Linked DNA regions of Homo sapiens: all the other regions are linked to region 2. Evidence: chromatin loops called from intact Hi-C (ENCODE). Cell type or tissue: PC-3. All regions are shown on one strand.

Region 1 (8,000 bases), 130 kb after region 2:
TCTACTAAAAATACAAAAAGTTAGCCGGGCATGGTGGTGGGCACCTGTAGTCCCAGCTACTTGGGAGGCTGTGGCAGGAGCATGGTGTGAACCCGGGAGGCAGAGGCTGCAGTGAGCCGAGATCATGCCACTGCACTCCAGCCTGGGCGTGAGACTCCGTCTCAAAAAAAAAAAAAAAAAAAAAAAAAAAAAGAATAAAATGGAATGGGAGACTGTAGGACCAATGAAACAAATTGAGGACCAAAGCTCATTAGCACACTAAAAGATAAATCAGAAACAGCCAGAAACAGAGTATTCACAACCAAACAGTGATTTCTAGGTATAGAAGAAAACCTGAAGTGTTCAAATGAAAATGATAAAGGTTAAACTAATAGAAAAAAAAAAGAAGGGCAAAGATGATCCCATAAAAGGGTAATTGGTCTTTCTAAAGTACACGATTCAACAAAAGAAAAAGTAACATATTCAAATACATGACAAAAAATAATTTCCTACTGACTTTATAGACAGACTGAGAAAACAAGGTTGTAAGATAATCTGATGCATAACAATCAATAGCAAGACAAATCCTGGTTAAATTGATGAACTCAAAGAATAAGAAAAAATTCTTATGCATCTATGCAGAAAAATCAAATTAAAGAAATCAAAGAAAACCTAAATAAATGGTAAGTGATACCATGTTCATGGTTTGGAAAACTTAATATTGTTAAGATATCAATTCTCTTAAATTGGTCAACACAATTCCTATTAAAATCCCATATACTTAGCATATGACCCAGCAATTTTACTCTTAATATTAACCCAAGACAAAGAAATACTTATATTCATTCCAAAACTTGTACATGAATGTTTATAGTGACTTTATTCATAGTCACCCAAAATAATAAACAACTGAAATTTTCTTTGACTAATAAATGGATAAACAAACAGTGGTATATCCATTCAATGAATTACTACTCAGCAATAAAAAGAAAAAGGCTGCTGATACAACATGGATGAATCTGAACTGTATTTCTGTTAAGTGAAATAAGCCAGACTCCAAAGAATACATACTATAAAATTCATCTATGAAATTCTGGAGAAAGCTAAACTATAAAGTTGGAGAACATGTCAGAAGTTGCTGGGGTTGGAGGATGGAGGGGAGTTCATTACAAAGTGCAGCACAAGACAATTCTGGAGGGTGATGGAAATGTTATGAGAACAAAATGGTTTTTTCTTTAAAAAATAATATTAAGAGACTGGTAAAATGTTGACAATTTTTGAGAATGGTTGATGATAGTACATGGGTGTTAATATCTACCTCTGTGTATGTCTGACAACTCTATTTTAAAATGTTTAAAAATGAAAGAAAGAAAAAGAATGTTAAGATGACAACTGGTATTGGTATGTCGAAGAATCTAAGGAAGAAAACTAGTTCTCCAGTGTTGAGTGAATATGGATGAAGAAAAAACCTACTGAATTTTGAAACTAGCTAAATTTATAAACTTCTACAGTATAATACACAGTTGGGTGGCAGAAATCAAACCCAGGCCCCAAGGAGTGAGGAGGCATTGAAAGTAGCTAGTCTTGATAAATATAAATTTATCCCAGAGGAAGGTTTGAATGGAAGGACTTCTAGAGCTTGTCTAGCTGTGACGACTGAGGTTCTGAAGGATTTTCCAATAAAGAGTTGGACCCAACACTCAGCTCAACTGACTTCTGGGATCACTCCCTTTCTATGACCCAGTTACTCAAGATACTTATTTATAGGAGGAAGAAAGAAGATAGTAGAGTGAAGGACAGATTTATTTCAAGGACAAAAACATCTTGAATACATTTGTAAGGCCAAGAAAAGTTGGTGGAAGAGGAGAAGCTGAAATTGCATGAGTGTTTATGTATATGCCTAAGGCAAAAGCTTTGATTTCACAGGAAATCAGAAAAAAAGTAGGAAAATAGAGAAACCATAGCCTCACATTGGAGGAGAAGCAAACAGACTAACAATCCTAATTTTTTTTTCTCCAGGTGGTGAATGGAACAACAGGGTTGATTCTGATTATGGAAACTCCATACACTGGTGAACAGATAAAAATGCCTTAAAGGGAATGGGATGCAACCTATGAGGTGGAATGAATCTTGGTATGAATATTGAACTCTACAACTCAGGTTCCTGAATTCTTCTTTTTTTCACTTTCCATGTCCTTGGGCTACAGGAAAAAATGACTATAAACAAATTATCAGCCCTCAAACTATCGCTCAGTGAGAAAAAACAAACTTTATCTTGCCTGCCTGCTTTGCATTTGTGGCCAGTGGAACTTCACTTGAGGCTTGTTAACACAAATGAATCTTTGAATGTTTTAGGTACTTAAGAAAATGGAGCATTTCTTATAGTATGAAGGAAAACATTTGTGGGCAGAAGAACTAAAAAAGCAGGTTGGCCCAGTTTAAGGCAGTACCCCTAGGATCCTCCTCCTGCTATATTTCAATACTTAACACACACCTTCATTTCCCATTCATGGGTGAGGACATGGACACTGGAATCACATACTGAAGGGAAAGGGAGATGATGAATTCATTCATTTATTAAAGGCTTTTCATGTGGATTTTTCTAAGCCCACTGCTTATCTAAATTTCTGCTTAAAAAGCTTCTACAGAGAATTCATGTTAGAAACATTATTTTATTCAAAACTGATGATAGATTTGCCCATTACCTATACATGATTATTCTGTGGAATCAATTACTAAATTATACAAATATGCAATCCTACAGCACATTATATGTAACCAGTACTGATATTCCACTCTTGTGCTTTAGGACAGGCAGGTCAGTTTTTCAGGGCTGGCATCTGATCTGATTCATTGGACATCCATGCCACACTAGTTATTAATATTTTGGTTCTAACTCCTGCACATACCTCTATATTTGGGAGTCATTATACTGCATTTCATTTGTGGATATGTTTTACCTCACCTAGAATTTTGTAAGTTCTTGTAGGGTAGGGTGGAAGGGCTTCTTAAGCAAATTTGTATTGTGCACAGTACCGACCCAGGGGAGGTGAGTCAAGGACTAAATATCCATGGCATTCGTCAATCAGTAAAGAAATTCTCATAGCTGTACTGGGCAGTAAGAAGGCCCAATTTTCTCAGTTTCAATTTTAACTTAGAAGAGTAAGTAAATAAGGTATATTTATCTGTAAATAATTCACATGACCAGGTCAACCTCTCAACTTTCTGTTGTCTAACTGTATTCTATTTGTGCTTCTGCCCTTTACTGAGAGGCTGTATTTATCTTCTCAAAAGATCTTCTTTACTGAGATTTGATTCTCAAAAACTTGAGGAATGTGTTTTCATTAAGGTCAGTTGTACTTTTTTTAAAAAAAACTTTGCAAATTAGCTGCATTTTATTCATTTGAACTATGAACATTCATACCTAGAAGGAAAAAACCAGTATATAGTATGTGTGTGTTTATGCACATACTATATATATACTACTATATATAGCATAGAAGATAGTATAGTCATTAGCATACTGGGCATTCTAAGTGTTTCTCTTTATTGGCTTCAGTGTCTTTTGCAAGTAGTCCATCTGACTTATTTTCTGATAAGTAGAAGGTGTCTTCCTCTTTCCCACTACATTTTGTTAGACTAATAAATAATGACATATTCCTGAAAGGGGAAATGGAAAAGGTAAAAATAAAAATAAATAAATAATGACATACCAAGAATAAAAGATTAGAAGCTGAAAAACTGGGGCCTGTATAACTCACACAAAGGCCATCAACCTTTGTCTTCATGGATGTATGGATTAACGGGTTATTGAGGGAGTGAGTTATTTACCAGGAGAGTGAGTCTGTTATAAAAGCCAGTCTAGCCAACTCTCATGAGCCCCCTCACCATGTGATGCCCTGTACCACCTCAGGACTTTGTAGAGAGCACCACCAGCAAGAAGGCCCTCACCAGATGTAGCCCCTTGGCCTTGGACTTCCAGCCTCCAGAACTGTAAGAAATAATTTTTTTCTTATACATGACCCATTCTTTAGTATTCTCTTATAGCAACATAAAGGGTAAGACACCTAATCTCAATCTTAATCTAAGATAAATTATAGAAAAAAACATAAATGAGAAATATAATTCCAGGTACAGTCACTCAGACCTTTAACCTCAGCAATTTAGGAGGCCAAGGCAGGAGGATTGCTTGAGGCCAGGAGTTTGAAACCAGCCTGGACAACACAGGGAGACCTCATCTCTACAAAATTGTTTTTAAAAAATTAACTGGGCATGATGGCACACACCTGTTGTCCCAGCTACTCAGGAGACTGAGGCAAGAGGACCACTGAAGCCCAGTAGTTTGAGGTTACAGTGAGCAATGATTGTGCCACTGCACTGCAGCCTAGGCAACATAACAAGATCCTATCTCTCAAAATAAATAAATTAATTAAATAAAGAAAAGGAAATATAAAGAATAAAATGTTATCTTGAGAGAAAATGAAATAGTACAATGTAACAAAGAGTTTCTTGCTGTTAAGTTTGACAATAGAGAACCAAATTTATTGCTTGGTATATATTTAATTTTCATCAGAAAATGTGTTGGAATAGAAAAAAATTTAACTGGTTGTGACCTATGTTGTTCAATAACAATAGTGACAAGCCCTCTCTAGGCTGGAGAGGACAAGCTGCAAAATTTAATTGGAAAAAAAAAGAATAGGCATATGATAATGGAATAAGGGAAAGGAATTGTTCTTGAGTAGATATGACAGACTGTGATTTAGCATGGCAGGGATTCTGGATCACAGCATCTCTAAAGGTATTCCTCATGGAAGGTGTGACTCTTCTCAGATAATCATCTTGCTTGGTTAAAGGTTTCCTCTCTCACTGGAATTGTACACAAAGGTTGAGAACCTCCCTCTTGCTAAACCTAAAGGCTTATCCTAAGTTTTTGTCTACTCTGATCTGCCTGCAGTCCCTCATTGTTGACCTCTCCTTCCTTCTCACAGCCCTGACCTTGGCTTCCACAGTATAGCATTCATCTCACTGGCCTCAAGCCTTTCCATCATTCAGCTCTTGCTTGTTTTGTTTAGCTGGTTATTTTCTTCATACCCCTGCACTGAAGGATTTCTCCCTTCAATCCTTGGTGCTCTCTTTGCTTTCTATCTACTTGTTCCTAAAACAATGGTAATGACTCCTAAGTCTACACTCTGAACCCTAACCTTTCATCCATGCCAGAGTCCATTTTCTCCAACTGCCAATAAACATTATAATTTGGATATTCCACCATCACAGGAAGCCTAACTAATCCCAAAAGGAACTCATCTTGCCCAGCTTCTATCTTCAACCAACAGGTTTATTGATCCGTCACCTTCACAGGCGTTAATGGCTTGACTTTTCTTTTACTCCAAGCCATTAGAATCATCTTTGACTGTGCTCTTTTACCTCCAACCTGTGAGCTGTTACAACCTGACTTTTCTCAAATGAAAATGTTCCCCACAATTCTCACTGCTAACAACCAGAACTTCGGTTGACACGTGTATTACTATAACTGGGCCTGGATAACTCTTGCCTCTACTCATATATCCCTTAAATCTACGCTTAGGGTTAATCTTATTAAGAGAAAAATATAGTCCTAAAATACCACTTTCATCACCTTTTCCCCTTTCCCTATTCTAAATTACATCAAGTCCCAAGTTCTCAGCTCCACTATCTGACTCCACTCTTCTCATTCAACACTCCCTACTGCCCTCCAATGTAAAAATCTCTATTTCCCTTTAGTAAGTTATTTCTCACCTGCCCCCATTCCTCCCTCCCAATCTCAGAAGTCATCAACTCTTTGTTTTTGTTTATATCAATTTTTTTTTTTCAGTTAACAGAAACAGGGATTGTTACTTCAGAGAACACTTGTTAAAAGACCACTAGCCTGGTTGTAGTACAAAAAGGATTTGCAAAGAGGGGAAGCAGGAGATAAACTCGACAGGTAGATTGGGGCTGACTAAGAAGGTCCCTAAGGGCAAGTGCATCACAGTCTTTTCTCTTAGATAGTTAGCTGTCAGGCAAACACACTGAAACAATCATCAAATTATGATAAAGCCCAGACAAGCAAAACAAAATACGAAGGTCTCCCTTGTGACCACCATGTATGAGATTTGTAAGAACAAACATTTCCTGCCATGGGAACTTTGCCACTGTGTGCCTCAGATGAAAGCAGTTCCTCTGCTTTCATACATTAACCAAGAGATTCAAAAGCAAGGTGGCAACAAGAACGAACTCAGCTAAGCTACTTCTCTGACAAAGGTCGGAAAGACTTTTCTCAGTTGCCCAAATCAGCCTGTGCCAACCTGGAATCCTCATTATTGAAATCTTTTGCAAAAAGAAAGCTGTCTTGATTAAAGTTTTAAAAATCGGTGGTTCTGAAAAGAATAAAATTTTCATAATGAGTTATTATGAAATCTGTGAAATGGGTCAAAAATGCATAAGGAAGAAGCAGAACCACAGATGACAATCAGCCTTCTCATCCAGCCTCAGTAGTCATCTTGGAGTATTGCTCAAAAGTCAAAGAGGTGTTAACAGATTCTGTGAGGAGATTGCAGAGTTTTCTTGAAACAAAGGGATCTGACCCAGCATACCACAAGCAGTACAACTAGGCACATCCCCTGAAACCAACTATTGTCTCTACTTCTTGAGGCAAGGGAGTATAGTGAGTTGCTACCCAAGTTATCCAAGAGAATAACAATAACGCCCACTAACTGAAGGTTCTGGGTCATGTACTGTGCTAGGTATTCCACTGACATTATCACATTCAATCTTCCTAGCAGCTCTTATCAGAGAAATACCATTATCTTTATTCTACAGATAAGGAAACTGAAGCTCAGAGAAGTTAAGGAACTTGCCCCAGATCACACAGTTACTAAGCTGTAGAGGAAGTGTTCAAAGTTCAGGGTTCCAGTCTATGCTCGTCATGATAGCACACAGCTTCCCAGTGTGAAGGGCAGTAAGAAGAACAAGATGGTGAAATGAATTTCATCAATCAACCAACATTTATTAACACCACACTAAGCCCTATGCTGGGCTTAATTGTGAATGGTAAGCAGAAAATACAGGGCTGGAGACTCACCTCCACCCCATCCCCATTTACTGCTCCTAAAATCCCTATCCCATGAAAAACATCACATGAACTACATTGCAGCTAATTGCCAGGAAACTATAAGAGGACCCTAACAAAGCATATGAGCTGATAGTCTTAAATTCAAAGCATATACAGAATTTTAAGTGGTAGCCTTTAAACATATGCTACCAAGCTAATGCATAATGAACTGAAATCAATACTACTATTATACAATAATCGGTCCACATTACTTTCTGTAACAAGTGTGATTTTAATTGGATTAAGGAATTTGTAGCATGTTTTCCCTCTAAATAACCCACATGAAAATACTTATCATTCTTTAAATGTTTTTGTTCACTTCCTCCTATATGGGAACATAAAACTATGGAAAATACTAGCAAGAATCACAGCTTGGAAAGAATTTTAGGATTACCTAAATCTAAATAACCTAAATATACACTAAATCTACTACTTACACTCAGGTAATGAAATAAGCAGATGAGTATTTCATTTTCCTTTAGCATCACTCAGAGTGAAATCAGAAAAACCTTGCAGAAGTTATCTACCTTTGCTTAACCCTTTCATTAAAAAGTAGGAAGTAAACATGAACATCACATTGTAAATCTCAAATACACGCAATAAAATTTATTTATTTTATAAATAAATAAAATTTATTTATTTTTTTTTGAGACAGAGTCTCGTTCTGTTACCCAGGCTGGAATGCAATGGCACGATCTCAGCTCACTGCAACCTCTGCCTCCCGGACTCAAGCAATTCTCCTGCCTCAGCTTCAAAAATAGCTGGGATTGCAGGTTTGCGCCACCATGCCTGGCTAATTTTTCTATTTCTTTTTAGTAGAGATGGGGTTTCACCATGGTGTTTAATATTTATTTTAAAAATAAAATAAAAATGGTGAAAGTCTTTAGGTTTG
Region 2 (8,000 bases):
CCCATTCCTAGTTTGAGAGCTTGTCAACTCCACAAATTCAGGGAATAGTATACCCCAGCTTTCAACAACTTTTATAAATCTAGTCTTAACAACCAACATCTCAAGGCAAGTTACCACTCTTCTCAGCAAGTTATAGTTTAGAACTGATTAATGCCTATATGATATTTATTATTTTGTTTCTAGGTCAATAATATCTGAGAACTACTCTTGTTCAATCCCTGTTCTCTCCAAAAGAGTGTTCTCTTCTGTGTAAATTGGGAGCTTTCAGTCAGCCGTGCTCCTTTCATATTTCTGGAGTCCTTTATTCCATTTCCCATTTAAACTCATTTATGCCTCCTGTTCCATTATTGGAACGCTAAGCATGTGGGAGTCATCTCTATCCTACTGCTCAAGGTCACCACCAAGGTCTGATTGCAAAAATTCAAAAAATTGCAAACTCAGGAATAAAGAGGTTAAGGACACTAGTGGATAATAACTAGGCATCATGAATTCTCAGCAAAGAAACCTGGGTAAGGATATTAAAAAAAAAAAAATTTCAAGGCCAGTTGGTAAGACCAAGTGTTTAAAACAAATAAATATAAAGGAAAAGGATAAAGAAATCAGCAGGAACTATGACCCCAAATGAAGGATCAGGATAGAAGAATAAGCCAAGGATTTGAAATTATCATGAGTTAATCACCAAAAAGCCTAAAAAAGGACATTATAAAACAAAAGTCTATCAATAACCAGGAATTACCTTTTATGACTCAGGGCAATATATTTCAACATTCTATTTAACACACCTACATGTACTAGTTCTTTTGCAAAGATGGCAGTGATAACATAACCCCAGAATCAGTTTGACTTATCAGCTTAATACATAACTTTGAACCTTGGGTCCACATATAACTGGCCTACTACTTATACTTGGTAGACTCTGCTCCTGTGCTTCAGTGCCTACAAAGGATCCTGAACTCAAATCCATCCCCCATATGTGTGATTGCTACAGATCAATATGATCTGTTGCTTTGCTTTCACATACACCTAATAATCTGTTGCAGTCACAAACACATAATAGTCATTGTGCTATTTCCTAGGCCCAAAAAGCTGCCCCAGTCTTGCTCACTCTACAGCCATTGCTTGTTATATCCATCTGGGTTCTTAGTTGCAACTGTAAGGAACAGAAACAAATTCTGGCTGATTTAACCATAAAGGAATTTGGAGATACCAAATAGAACACAAAATCAATTGGACAGCTGGAGAAACAAGATGGGGGTGGCGGATAAGACAAAGGAGGAAAAGGAGGCCACCCAGCACACACAGAAGGAAGCACAAGTGAGTTCATGCTCCAGGAACAATCTGGTCCTAAAGCCACTGCCAGTAGCTCTGGATGCCTCTGTGTACTTCTGTCCTTGCTCCTGCAGTCCACCACGTCTGTCACAGGAGGATTCTAAGCTGTCCCTTCCCCTTTGCATGCCTCATTCAAGATTCAAAGTCCTAAGGAGGAACATACAAATGACCAAGGAGAAGACATGCCTGAGCCCTCACTGCCAGGGGTAGGAAGCAGGAGTGTCTCACCCCTGTCGGTTTCCACTGTAGGGCACAGGGCCCTGCCTCCCACCAACACCCACACAAATGAGGATTCCTACAAAATAGAAAAGGAGTTTGGCAAGAAACAGAAATAGAAAAGAAATGCCTGGCAGCAACCAAGTTGTCCCTATGTATATTTTCATCATTATCCCACAACAACCTGGGCATTCATTCTTGACCTTTGTGGGAGATGTGGGTACAGACTCTGAGACAGTCACCCAGCTCCAGGGACTCCAAAATCCTTGAGAGATTACCTAGGAACAAACCCATCACAAAGACTTAGACACCCACTAAACACTGCAGGTATGTTTGAAGAACTGTTCATTGGCTTGAAAACAGTTACAGTTACATTCCAAGCCTCTGTAAGCAGATGCTAAACATTAACAAAGATTCTAAATGTAACTAGCAATTTCAGATTAATGAACAATATGTTTAAAACTTTGTTCAAAAATAATCAGACTTCAAACAAAGCTTACGGACTACATACAGAGCAGTTACAGGGTCTAGCCTGAAATTTGCCTATAAAACACAGGCCCTTCCTTCCTTTTCAGCCCCACGGCTAGCATTCTCATCTAGGCAATATCGCTTTCACCAGTTACCTTAAACGCCTCACCAGCTTCTCTGCCTTACAATCTATTCTGTCCCTATTATTCAATTAACTCTGTTCTAGAACAAAGACTCCATCACTGCTCAAAACACTAACAGTAGCTGCCTTCTCTGTTTCTTTTTTCTTTTTTTTTTTTTTGTTTTTTGTTTTTTTGTTTTTTGTTTTGAGAGGGAGTCTTGCTCTGTTGCCCAGGCCTGGAATGCACTGGCACAATCTCGGCTCACTGCAAGCTCTGCTTCCTGGGTTCATGCCATTCTCCTGCCTCAGCCTCCCGAGTAGCTGGGACTACAGGCACCTGCCACCACGCCCAGCTACAATTTTTTTGTATTTTTAGTAAAGACGGGATTTCACTGTGTTAGCCAGGATGGTCTCGATCTCCTGACCTCGTGATCTGCCCACCTCAGCCACCCAAAGTGCTGCGACTACAGGCGTCAGCCACTGTGCCCGGCCTTTTTTTTTTTTTTCTTCTTTAAGAGACAGGGTCTCACTATGTTCCCCAGGCTGGCCTTAAAAATCCTGTAGCACACCAACACGGCACATGTATACATATGTAACAAACCTGCACGTTGTACACATGTACTCTAGAACTTAAAGTATAATAATGAAAAAAAAAAATCCTGAGCTTAAGGAATCCTCTGGCTTCAGCCTCCTAAGTAGCTAAGACTACAGGCGCATGGCACTATGCCTCGCTTTAATAACTTCTCCTTTTGAAATAAAACCCTACTCCATAGTCAGAAATGTAAGAAATTCCACCAAATGTATCCCTCATGATTTCCTGACCTAAGATTTCTGTTCCAGCCGGGTCATCCTCCTCCCTTTTCTCCCAGGAAGCTTATTTGTGTGTTTTTGACTGACAGCCTTGATCTTGCCATCTTTCCTTTTCCTTCCCATCCCTTCTTTTTATCCAGATCCTGCACTGTTTAGCCGACCCAGGCTGAAGTCCTGCTCCTCCTCCGTCTCCTTCCCCTTCTCCTTCTCCTCCCCATCCCCCTCCCGTTCCATAAGGTTCCAAACACTCCAGTCCACACCAACTGGATCACAGACACAATTCCTACAATGGCCAGGCAGATAACATAATCATGATACAGTCTGGTATAATATTATAGGGAAATGGTGGGGAATGTGGCCACTGGAGTGAGTTTGCCCCATCTAAAGACTTTCCGGTTCATAATGTATTAAGACACTGTGCTAGAAGTTAATAATGTTAAGTGTCTATGAGAAAGAGAACTGAGTGGCTGGGGGAGGGATATGTGAGGAAGGCTTTTCATTGCATATGCCCTTTTGCACTTTGTAAATTTCGAACCACATAAATGTATTATCTTCACAAAATATACAAAATTTAAAAATAAAAAGGAGATAGAAAAAACTTGATGACTAAACCACAATACTGGTCAAACAAAATAGATATGTCAACCCAATGACTGCCAGTGTAACTGATTATTTGTTATGGGTTATTTTAGGTAATTAATTAAATACTGTCTTGATTCTGCTAAGTAGCAGAATCTTTTTCATACAGACACACACACACACACACACACACACACACACTCTCTCTCTCTCTCTCTCTCTCTCTCTCTCTCTCTCAAAAGAGATTATAAAGTCAGGCAGATAAAGAATCACATTATATTTCCTTTTTAGATCCTTCACTGCCACGGATTGGAAAACATGTGATAGGTACTCCATACCTGGAAACATAAAAGTTTAGAACTAAAAAGGATCTTAAAGATCTAGTCCTCCCTGTCATTTTTTTCTTTTTTATTTTTTCTTTTTTTTATGAGACAAGGTCTCTCTCTGTCACCCAGGCTGAAGTACAGTGGCATGATCATGGCTCACTGCACCCTTGAACTCTGGGACTCAAGCTATCTGCCCCACTCAGCCTCTGGAGTAGCTTGGTCTATGGTACATGCCACCACTTCACCTAACTAAACTTTTAACTTTTTGTAAAGACAGGGTATCACTTTGTTGCCCTGTCAGTTTATATTTGAGAAAACCAATGCCCAGTAAGGCTAAGAACTTATCCAACTAATCACAGGACAACAACCCATGACGATGAAATGAGTAAAAACAAAAGAAAAATAAAATCACACTAACAAGTTTTGTGCTTTCCTAGAAAAACAAAAGATGTCCACTAGAGGGAGGAAGTAGTCCATTAATTTAAAGGTGAGGTATCTAAAACGGGTCCAAAAGACCTATTGGGTAGTGATGAAAGAATTTTTCCCAGGGCCACAGAAAATGACTTAAGGGCCACCTCCCTCAAACAACTTAAATTTGAGTTTCTTTCACTGGAGGTACAAATACAGGTTTTGCAAATCTCTAGCTTAAGAAAGTTATTAGCATATGGTAAAATAAAATTTTTTTTTTTGGTGTATAGCCCTATCAAGTTTAACACATGTATACACTTGTGTATCTACCACCAAAATCAAGAAACAGAACTATTCCATTACTCCCGAAAACGCTCCTTCCTGCTCTCCCTTTACAGTCGCACCCTTCTGCCACCCAGCGGTGCTACATTGTATGGATGTACAATAGTTATCCATTCACCCATGGAAGAATGTTTAGGTTATTTCCAGTTACTGGCAATCTATAAATATTCACTTAACGAGTTTTTGTGTAAACATTGTTTTTGTCTCTCTAGGATAAATACCCAGGAGTAGGAATGCTGAATCATATAGTCAATGTACTTATTAACTTTAAAAGAAACTAACTTTTCCAAAGTGACTAACAATCTAGGTGTCCAACAGCAATGTATAAGATTTCCAGTGACTGCATCCTCACTAGCACTAGATATCATTAGTATTTTTATTTTAAACATACTAATAGATACATAGTTGTATCTCCCTAGGGCTTTAATTTGCATCACCCTAATGTATACTACATCAAACATCTTTTCAAATGCCCATCTGCTAACTGCATACTTTTGGTGATATGTCTTTTCAAGTCTTTTGCTCATTTTTCAATTGGATTGCTTGTTTACTTACTGTTGAGTTGATGAGCTCTTTACATATTCTTGATAGCACTCCACTGTCACATATGTGGTTTGCAAATATTTTCCCCATCTGTAGCTTGTCCTCTCATCCTCTCATCCAATGTCTTTCACAGAGCAAAAATTGTTCATTTTGATGAAATCCAGTTTATCATATTTTTCCTTTATGTTTGGTGCTTTTAGTGTCATGTCTAAAAACTCTTTGCCTAATACCAAAACAAAGATTTTTCTCCTGTTTTTCTAAAAGTTCTGTAGTTTTATATTTAAATCTATGATCCACTTTGAACTAATATTTGTATGAAGTATAAGGTTTATGTTGAGGTTCTTTTTTTATTTTGGCACATGCATGGATGGATGCCCAATTATTCCAACATAATTTGCTGAAAATACTCATCTTTTCCCATTAAATAGAATTTACATCTTTGTAAAAAAATCTATTGGCATATTTATATGTATCTGTTTCTGGACTCTCTATTCTGTACCACTGATCTATATGTCTTTCACTTCACCAACACCATAGTATTAACTTCTATGGCTTTCTATACTAAGCCATAAAACTGGGTAGTATGATTCCTCTGCTTTTTACATTAAGAACTGTGAAAGTAACATTATTCAATAAATCTGGCGATAGCTACATAACAAACTTTAGTTTCAAATTAAAATCAGTATTTTGAAAATAGGCCAGAAAAGCAAGAAAGTATGAGAGAAAAGGAATAGAAAGAAAGAGGAAGAAAAAGAGAAGTTGAAACATGAGAATGACACACACAGAGGTAGAAACAAAAAAGAAAAAAGAGAAGGAAAGAAAAAAAGGAATGAGACAGGCAGGAAATAAAAAGAAAATGGTCCCTACATGTTAGATCTCAATCCCCACCATCTGAGCTGTGAATTTCTACCTGTAAGCCATGAAAACCTTCCCAGTTCAACCACCCACCAGAGCTAGCACCAGTGATGAGAGCAAGTCAGGAGCCATGTATAGGCTCCATGCCAGAGAAACCTTTCCTGCTAAAGGGCTACAACAGGACAAACACTTTTCTCATTAAATAATCCAAAACAATTATCATAATATACATTTTTATTTGTATAGAACCCACTAAGTTAGGTTTAAATAATATTACGTAATTGTTCACATACACAGATGGGCAGAAGCAGTAAGTACAGAATTTCTTTAATTAGAACATTCTTGGTGTTTTGTTTAGACATTTTAAAGGGGAAAGTGTCTGAGGATTAAATATGTACCCTGTCTACCTCATAGAATTGTCGTAAAGATCAGAGGAGATCATAAAGATTAAATGACATCACAGAAGTAGAAATGTTTCATAAACCAAAATTTCTTATAAACATATAAAGTAGTATAATTCAATCTCCTCATCCATTAGAAGTTTAGGGTCATGAAGCTTTAAGACACAGACAACAGCACCTGGTTCAACCATGAGCACCATTTAGTGAAATCTAAAATTGTTTTCACCAGCAGCAAACCCAGAACTCTTTCTAGTAATTGCTGTTGGTTAACAGGAAAGAAGTATAGTGCTGAGTACATCTCTGTAACATCTCATTATTATTATAGGCATTCAGATATTATGAACTTGCTTTCCTTTCTTATACACTAAAATTCACTCCTCCCTTCAATTTTTCTATACTGAACATCTTGAGTCTTTAAAAAAAAATTACAAATTTAAATGCATTCACAGAACAAATATGACATGCATTTCTTAAATCTAGAAATCATTTTTGACATATTCCAAAATAAGGGCTTTACTAATCATCTTTGTTATAAAATTCTCTAACATATATATGCAAATTCCCTCTCTTCAAAATATACAAAAAGAACCCTTATATTTTAGGTAGCTTTCTCTAACAAATAGATAAAGGAAACCACCTCTCTTTTGCTATATTTATATAAGTATTTAGGTTATGTTTCCCTTGCCTTCTTTATTTGAGAAGAACTTCTTGAAGAAGACAGTTCATCATTTAATACGTATTACATGGTACTTAATGCATTGCAAGAACTTTGTGAATATAAACGTGTTGATTACACCAAATGTTTCTTGCTTATTCTGTGTGTTTACTCTTTCATTCACTAATATATTTGATAAACTAAGTCAACCTCATGTTGTGAAAATAGAGGCAGCCTGGCATAGGCTTCAGAGATGAAGACCTCATTTCAAATCCTGACTCTTCTACCACTACCTGGATTACTTTGGACCAGTTAGTTATTTTGGCTTTATTAATTTCCCAATCTTTACAACTAGGATACTACCATTTCCACCTACAGGTGTTGAGTTAAATAATGAATTATGTGATGAGGATGGAACAACATAGAAGCTCTAGAACATTAGTTCCTTCCTTTCCAGCAAGAACCCTTCAATGTCCATTCCATTATTCTCAGAACTACTTACAAAATGTTTCCCTTCAGACCAGCCCACCCAGGCCCCCCACCACCAATGCCAGCACCTGCATATACCACCCAGGGACCTGAGGACCATCACACCTTGCCCACTACCACCACCCAAGGGCACACATACACCACCCAGAGCGGCAGGACCAGCCTGCCTGGCATCTACATCATCAGAAAAGCCTTGCCACAGCCTCTGCCAACAACCTAAGCCATTGAGGAACTCACAGACACCACTGGCATTGATTACAGCCAAAGAAATAATAGAGACTAAATTACTGTGCATACCCAAAATCAAAGGGAAGGCACTCTAACCAGCCAACACTATAGATAGATCTACAGGAAAAAAGTCTTTACCTACAAAAGCCAATCCATAAAACTAGAAGAAGCAACTGTTCCACCAGATACACAGATAACAACATTGAGACATAAAAACAATGAAAAGGCAA
Region 3 (8,000 bases), 170 kb after region 2:
ACAAGGAATATCAGAGATTGCTGCTGTCACCAGAACCTAGGAGAAGCATGGAACAAATTCTCCCTCAGAGCTTTCAGAAGGGTTCAACACTGCTGACACCCTAATTTTAGACTTGTAGCCTCCAGAACTGTGAGACAATAAATTGCTGTTTTTTCAAGCTACCCAGTTGGTGGTACTTTGTTATGGCAGCCTGAGGAAACTAATACAACATTTAATAATACTGTTCATGTTTAATTGAATTGCTGTTACTTCCTAGAGAGAGAAGTTAGGTAAAATGCATTGATCCTCTTTTTAAAATCGCTTTTAGAAATCTGACAGCATGTATTGAGAACCATAAAAATGACCATACTTGCTGACGAAGTAATTCTACTTCTGGAACAGTATCATTAGGAAATGAGTCCCAACTTGTAAAATGATACAACTGCAAAGATAAGTATTACTATAACTTAGGTTGTTTATAATTTGTTGCTAATATACTTGTCCAACAATAGAGTTTTAGTTAAGTAAATCACATTATAATTACTAGAATACAAACAATATGAGTTCTGAAAATTACATAAGATGAAAAATGCTTACTAGGTATTATATGGAAAACACAGAATACTAAAAAAAATTACTTTCCTTTTTTTTTTTTTTTTTTTTTAAGACAGAGTCTCCTTTGTTGCCCAGGCTGGAGTGCAGTGGCATGATCTCAGCTCACTGCAACCTCTGCCTCCTGGGTTCAAGCGATTCTCCTGCCTCAGCCTCCCAAGTAGCTGGGACTACAGGCATGTGCCAACACACCCAGCTAACTTTTGTATTTTTAGTAGAGATGGGGTTTCACCATTTTGGCCAGGCTGGTCTCAAACTCCTGACCTAAGGTGATCCACCTGCCTCAGCCTCCCAAAGTGCTGGGATTACAGGGGCGAACCACTGTGCCCAGCCTGAGAATACTAAAATACTATATGGAGTATGATGAAGGAAAATATGCATAGAAAAAAAGAGAGAGACAAAGGCAACCTGGTTAAATATTCATTGTGGTAGAATTATGTTCAGTGGGTCTGAACTCTCTTCTTGGCTCCCTGATCTTATCCTTTTGGTACCAATTTCCAGTCTTATTTTCTCTCTCCTCAAGCCTCTCCATGCACAGCCAATTCTTTCTTGGCAATGCCTCTTGGGAGCAGTCCAGGCCCACTTCACCTTATACAGGTTTTTGTGAAAAGATTCCTATTTGGCCTGACTGTAGCCTATCTATGGCCAGAATAACACTGTCGTTCTATTGCTGAATACATCTACTGTGTTAATCTGTCCATTTATGTTTTATGCACTTTTATGTATGTGCTACGTTTTTCAATAAAAAGGTTTTTTTTTAACTTTATGTGTTTTCATATTTTGTTTTGTCAAGATAAGGATAAATGGTTTTCTGCTGATTTGCTTCATTATACCTCTAAATGTAATGTTTCATCAGAACAGCTGGGTACCTGTTTGTGACAATGGAGTGAACACAGGCTTTTCTCCCCTTCATGTACAATGTCTACCAGCTCCTACACGTTTACCAATGCAAACTCCGTAACTTCCTGTAAAACCTGGCTTAAAAATTTCCATCATCAAACCTGCCTGATGTGTGCTACCAAAATTTATACTGTATCATCTTCTACATTTATCAAGCAACTACTAGCTGTAAGGCCTGAAGATTTAATGTCCTAAGCTGTTTGCAATCTTTTTGTGCAAAGCAAACATAAAAGATGATAACAAATAGCAGAGAAGGGCATATGTGTTCAAAGTGGGGAAGAGGGAGAGTGGTGAAGAGAGGATGGGAGTGGGCGAGACTGATAAAGGCTAGAAGACACCATGTAAAAATTGGATAGAAGATATTTAACGAATGGGAGAGGAATGGCACGGCACCTTGGAGACCAGGATAATGGCAGGACCCTTAATGGAAATGAGCATCTGGAGCTGTTTTGGGGAAAAGCCGGGCAAGTCCAAGCGGAATATTATAATGTGCACTGACAGACGTTACACTAAAACTGAAGAAGACATGGAAAGCACAGAATCTTAAGCCAGATAAATACAGGTGATAGATGAAGTAACAAAGTCCCAAAAATCTATTTTTCTTAAAAAAAAAAAAAGCGGGGGCAGGGGGAGGGTGTGGGGATCCTAAACTAGTATAAAGACACATAAGAAGGAAAAGAGGGACCTGAGATTGACAGCCTGGTCAACGATGCCTGAAACAGCACGGGACTTCAGAAAATAAGGACGAGCAAACGAACTCTAGGTGAGGCAGTGTAGGACAGTGGTTAACAGCTCCAGTGCTGGAGACAGAACCCCAGAGCTGGAATCTCCTACCGCTGAGATGGGTGTGGCCTTGGGCAAGTTACTTAACCTCTCCGTGCCTCAGTTACCTCATCATTAAAATGAGAATAATATTAATATCTACTTCCCAGGATCGTTGTGAAGATTAAAAGCTTTTACACAAGAACTGACATCAGTGCCTGGCACCTAAGCACTGATAAATGTCTGCCACGGGGTGAGGGGTGGATTTTATTTAGTTCTCGGTGACCTTGGGGAGACCAATTTCTGATCAGTAGTACGAAGAGAAACTACAAAGAAAGGGAATGAATAAGCGGGTGCGTGGTAAGAACGCAGAGGCAGCCACCAGGTATCGATGACCCTTTCGGAGCACGTAAGCAATAAAAGTGAGGAATGAAATAAAGGGTAATCCGAGAGCACAGGGTTAAGTGAACATGCTTTCCGAGGGGAGATCGTAGCAAGAGGGAAAAGACCACTGGCGAGGAACTCGGGTCGCTAAAACTGTTCTTCAGTCGACGCGGGACTAACTACACTGGGAGCAGGACAGGTGTAAAGACCCGCTCCTTCCCGTCCCGAGTTCCCCAGGGAGCTCCAAAGAGCGCTCTGTCCGCACCGGGTGAAGTTTGAAACAGCTCTGACTTGAAGGGGGAAAGCCCATTTCCCAACGAACCTGGGAAAGCCCATTTCCCAACGAACCTGGGAAAGCCCATTTCCCAAAGAACCAACGATACCTGGGACGACAAAACAACAGGCTTTCCTGTTTCCATCTCCGGCACGACCTGTTCCACGGCTCTGTATTCATCAGCCTCCTCCCGGCCAGCAGCAGCCACCAAGACAGGATGCGGCTCGGGGAGCCGAAGGGACAGCGCCCCAAGTTCATCTGGCCGCGGGAGCAAAAAAAGCGCCCAAAGGGGAAGGAAGGAAACAGAAAGAAAGGGGCTCCGGAATTTGGGGGGGTGGCTAGCGAGGCCAGACCCCGGAGCTGGGAAAATGACCTCCGCGTCCAAGGTCGAGCAGGTCCTTCTCCCTCCCAGTCCCGCCGGCGAGCACCTCTGCCCCTCCCGCTCCGCTCCGCAGGGCCAGCGCCGCGCGGGACCCCAGTCCAGGCTCCGCTCCGCAGCGCGCCCACCGGGCCCGACCTTCCCTTCGGGATGCTGCCGGGTGGGGGCTCCCGAGAAGGCGCAGGTGAGCGCCGCGGCCCCGCGCTCCGGCGAAAAGGGCCTCGGTCCTCCCCACGCGCAGGCAGCGGGGACAGAACTTCCCAAGCGCCTCCCGAGCCCAGGGAGGGCCTGGCCCCGCTCCCGGGGCCCCCGCACCCGGGTCCCACTTCTCGCGCGCCGCGCCCAAGTTCCTCCATCCGGCCACTCCCGACGCCGTTCCCCTCGGCTCTGCCTCCCTCCCCAGTCTCTTCTCCTCCGCGCGCCGGGAAAGTTTGGCCCCTGCCCGCCGGCCTGGAACCCCGCACTCACCGCACAGGGAGCGGAGCCGAAGCGCCGGGCGCGCGCGGGAGAGAGGGCGGCGACTGGCAGCGCGAGCGCGGAGCTCCTCACAGCGGCCCCCGCTGTCCCGGCCGCCGACTGGGTTGGAAAGGGGAGGAGGCCGCCGGGTGTCACCTGCCCGCTATCCCACCCAGCCGCGTGACGCGCGCAGCGCCGCCCCCTGCCCGCCGCCGCCAGGTGCCCGCCGAGGGCCGGAGGGAGGAGCCGGGGCGGCGCGAGGGGGAGCGGCCGGGAGGGCGGAGGCCGCCCCGGCCTCGCCTCCGCCGCGCGCCCTGACTCTCGGGACTGGGGCCCACCGGCCGCTCTGGGTTAGCGGGGCTGGTCGTGGCACCGATGACCTTTCTTTCCGAGAGCAGATGCCATCACTTGGGGGACATCTCCAGGCTGACATAGCAGAGTGGAAATTGTCGTCATGCGTGACTCATTTGGGAATGAGCAGTAGAAAAATCCGAAATGAGGAAAACCTAGCTGAGGCTGGAGGCGGAGAAAAAGGGGACTCCTTGCTTCTGAAAGGGTATTGGGAGGGTTAATTCGCATCTGAAATGGAAGCCAGACCAAGAGGAGAAGGCCCTGGGAGGGGAAGGCCGACTTGGTTCAGCTCCATCCCCTGCTTATAAGGAATAAGAAACTAGAGAATTGAGGCAGCCTGGGGGGCATGGGGAGAGGACTTTTAGAGCAATGAAGATTAGATTGTATATCATCTAACTTTGTTTCTGGTAACAGCAACTGCTGCAGGAAAAAAAGTCTAGAAAATTCATTTCTCGTTACCTACTGTTGGATTGGAAAGTGGGGGTGGGGATGAGCGTTCGGAGTGTGCACCTGCGCTTGGTTTATTTATTTTTTAAACGTACCTGGCCTTGTGTCTGGTAATGATCCTCCTAATCGCTGGTATGATTTGGATCATCAATAGCTGAAAGGCAAAATAGGGGCCTAGAGAAGTTCCCTGCTTCTGAGGCAAAACCAAAGGCTGGTGTTGAACTGTCCAGAAACCTAAAAAACAATAATCATTTTTAGTTGCAGTCCTGACCCAACCACCTCACAAATGTGGGCTTTGAGTTTGTATTGCGAGTTCTCAGCATGGAATCAAGAAACACAAAAAGGGGCTGGGAGCGTCAGGACCACCAGAGAGGATGGGTAGGGAGAAAAAAAAAATTGGGGTGTCGGAAGCATATTTTCCTCACATGTAGGGATTGCCTTCGGCAGCTTAATCCCACTACATTAAACAAGAGGTTTTAATGTTTTTATGTAAAACTTCGAAAGTGTCCATTGAAAGAAAAGCAAAAAAAAAAAAAAAAAAAAAAAAAAAAGCTTAAATTGCAAAGAATCTCGAAGTCAAAAAAACTAAAGATTTCTCCTTTCTTTTAGATAACTTTGCTTTCATATTAAAAACAGATCATTTAGTAGACTTAGGAAGTCTTTTGGGAACGGGAGACAATTGCCTAATGATACTAGCCTTTGAGTCTATCACAATTTACCATTTATATATACTTATGAAATTTCAAATATGCAGAAGCTCAAATGGATTCATTTATTTAACAAATACTGGAGTGCTGCTATGTTCCAGGCCCTGAAGTTTCAATAGATAACAAATTCCCCGTTCTCAGGGACTATACGTTCATTCTAGTTGGAGATGACAGACAATACATGAATAAAGAAGTAAAAAAAATGTAGTGTTCAGCCAGGCGCAGTGGCTCACGCTTGTAATCCCAGCACTTTGGGAGGCCGAGGCGGGCAGATCGTGAGGTCAGGAGTTCGAGACCAGACTGTGCAATACAGTGAAACGCCGTCTCTACTAAAAATACAAAAATTAGCCGAGTGTGGTGGTGCGTGCCTGTAGTCCCAACGACTTGGGAGGCTGAGGCAGGAGAGTCGCTTGAACCTGGGAGACAGAGGTTGCAGTGAGCAGAGATCTCGCCACTGCACTCCTCCAGCCTGGGCGACAGAGCTAGACTCTGTCTCAAAAAAAAAAAAGAGGAAAAAAAAGAAAAAAAATGTGATGTTCAGGGTTTGATAAGTGCTATGAAGAAAAATAAAGAAGGGAAGGGGATGGAGACTTTTGGAGGTGGGGAGTTGTGTTAAATGTTAAAGTGGTTAGGGAAGGCCCCAGTGGAAGCAGGCATTTCAGCCCAGATTTTGAACAGGTAAGGTGACACACCTGTGTGCCTATCCAGTAACAGCATTCCACTCAAAGGGAATGGCAAGGCTAAAAGCTCTGGGGGTGTGGTGTGGGATATTCCATTCATAGACCAGCAAAGGGGAGATGTCAGATGAATTTCAGTGAGTGAGGACAGTAAGAAATGAGGTCAAAGAGTTAAGGAAGCATTTTGAGTAAAAAACTGTCATACTTTGACATTTTCAAGAGTATTTTGGCAACTTTTTTGAGAATAGGGCATGGGGTATGGAGGCAGAGAAGAAGGACAGAAGTAAGACGATGATCAGGAGGCTCTTGGGAAATCCAGATGAGAGATAAAGGTGGCTTTGACCAAGTTGGTAGTAGTGAAAGAAGATTTAAAAAAATACATTCTGAAGGTAATATTAACAGGATTTCCTGAGAATTTGATATGGGCTATGAGAGAGAGAAAAAAGAGGTCAAGGATGACTCCAGGGTGTTTGCCTTGGGTAACTCGAAGAAAAAAAATGCCATTTACTGAAAGAAAAAAAAACTGTGAAAGAAAAATGTAGGGAGAAGGGCAGGTCAGGAGTTGTTTGGCATTGCTTTAATTTGAGATACCTGTTACCTATCTAAATGGGAATGAATGTCAAGTAGGTAGTTGATTACACTAGTCTGGAGGTCAAGAAAGAGAGGTCTGGGCTAGCAATATAAATCTGGATGTAGTCAGTTTCCAGATGACACTGAAAGGCATGAGAATGGCTAAGAGCACCAAGAGTGAGAATAGAGAAGAGATTATCCCTCCTTTCCCCATTTGCTAAATTCTCACACACGGGGTTCTGTGTTTAGGCTCTTGATTCCATTCCACTGTCTATGTGTCCTGCCTTATATTTTCTTTTACTTTTACTATTTTATGTAAATGTGAAAAGAAGCTTTCTTTCTTGTTTTCAATGAAAAGCTATGGCAGGATTTTTATTTTAATTGTCTTAAAGTTATTTAGGGATAACCTGTCATCTTTATGATATTGAGGTGACCCATCCATGAACATATATCTCCATAGTTGGTCTTTCACATATTTTATTATGCTTATTCTTAGGAACCTTATAATTATTGCCACTACTATCAACGTTTTTTTTTTTTAAGACAGGGTCTCACTCTGTTGCCCAGGCTACAGTGCAGTGACACAATCATAGCTCACTGCAGCCTTGAACTTCTGGGCTCAAGCGATCTTCCAGCCTCAGCATCAGAGAAGCTAGGACTACAGGCATGCACCACCATGGGGGGCTAATTTTTTAATTTTTTGTAGAGACGGGATCTTGCTATGTTTCCCAGACTGGTCTCAAACTCCTGGTCTCAAGAACCTCCTTCTTCAGCCTCCCAAAGTGCTGGGATTACAGGTGTAAACCACCGTGCCTGGCCTGGTATATGTATTTTTAAATTACATTTTCTAAATGTAAATATAAGAACGCTAATTTTTGTTTAATGGTTGTAAATCCTTTGTCTTTACTAAATTATTAGTAATTTGTAGAGTGCCTCTGGTATTCTCTTGAGGCAACGATAACCCTTGTGAATAATTACAATTTTTTTCACTATATTTTATTCTTTAAGAGAAAATTGAACCCTGTCAACTTCTTACTCTATGTCAGTATCATATGGATTTAACTTTTACCAGTGATTCTTATACTTTACTGAGAGTCACAATGCTTGGGATGTTATGCAAGTTCCTGAAAATTATTTTGAGATGCTGATTTAGTGAGTCTGGAGAGTGGGCCAAGGAATGTGCATCTTAACACACGCTCTTAACTGATTCTGTTAAGAGTTGCTGAGACACCTTACATGTGACCTATCTTTTCTGATACTTATCATTGCCTCCCCAGCTGTGCTATAAGCCCTAAAGGGAAGATATTTTATCTACTCTCTCTTTATATCTGTGGTGCCTAGGATATTAGCCTACAAACAGTGGGTGCTAAATAAATATGTAGATGGCAAAAAGAAATTTAGAAAAGTTGTGGAATGTACTTTTGTGAGTTTCATATTTAAATGCTTTAAAATGTTTTCCTATTTTTTTATATAGATTTCATAATGATAACTCTGAGAGATAA

Evidence for each region. A loop is a pair of places that touch in the nucleus more often than their neighbours do. Peaks named below come from ENCODE experiments on the same cell type or tissue, not always from the same donor. Only the 100,000 strongest peaks of a DNase experiment are listed, where the experiment ranks them.
Region 1: it touches region 2 in a loop (9-fold over the local background); 2 of 110 quality-filtered maps call a loop at or near these places.
Region 3: a loop joins it to region 2, with 16 times the contacts of the local background. A loop is called at or near these places in 11 of 110 quality-filtered maps.

The regions. Positions count from the first base shown.
Region 1 is chr5:60,807,830-60,815,829 of GRCh38, forward strand. All of the region lies in intron 1 of ELOVL7 (ELOVL fatty acid elongase 7), which reads right to left. Among named protein-coding and RNA genes, the nearest start is that of ELOVL7, 32 kb to the right of the region's middle. In PC-3, no CTCF peak of the experiment used is centred here; a DNase peak (open chromatin) is centred at 3,012; H3K4me3 peaks cover 589 bases.
Region 2 is chr5:60,673,604-60,681,603 of GRCh38, forward strand. All of the region lies in intron 2 of DEPDC1B (DEP domain containing 1B), which reads right to left. Among named protein-coding and RNA genes, the nearest start is that of DEPDC1B, 23 kb to the right of the region's middle. In PC-3, CTCF peaks have their summits at 4,331 (motif pointing right) and 4,647; a DNase peak (open chromatin) is centred at 4,828; H3K4me3 peaks cover 283 bases; H3K27ac peaks cover 2,006 bases.
Region 3 is chr5:60,840,402-60,848,401 of GRCh38, forward strand. ELOVL7 (ELOVL fatty acid elongase 7) reads right to left here and starts at 3,868. Exons shown (of 9, transcript NM_024930.3): 1 at 3,759-3,868. RefSeq lists silencers at 3,540-3,599, 3,610-3,769, 3,790-4,089. In PC-3, no CTCF peak of the experiment used is centred here; no DNase peak of the experiment used is centred here; H3K4me3 peaks cover 1,875 bases.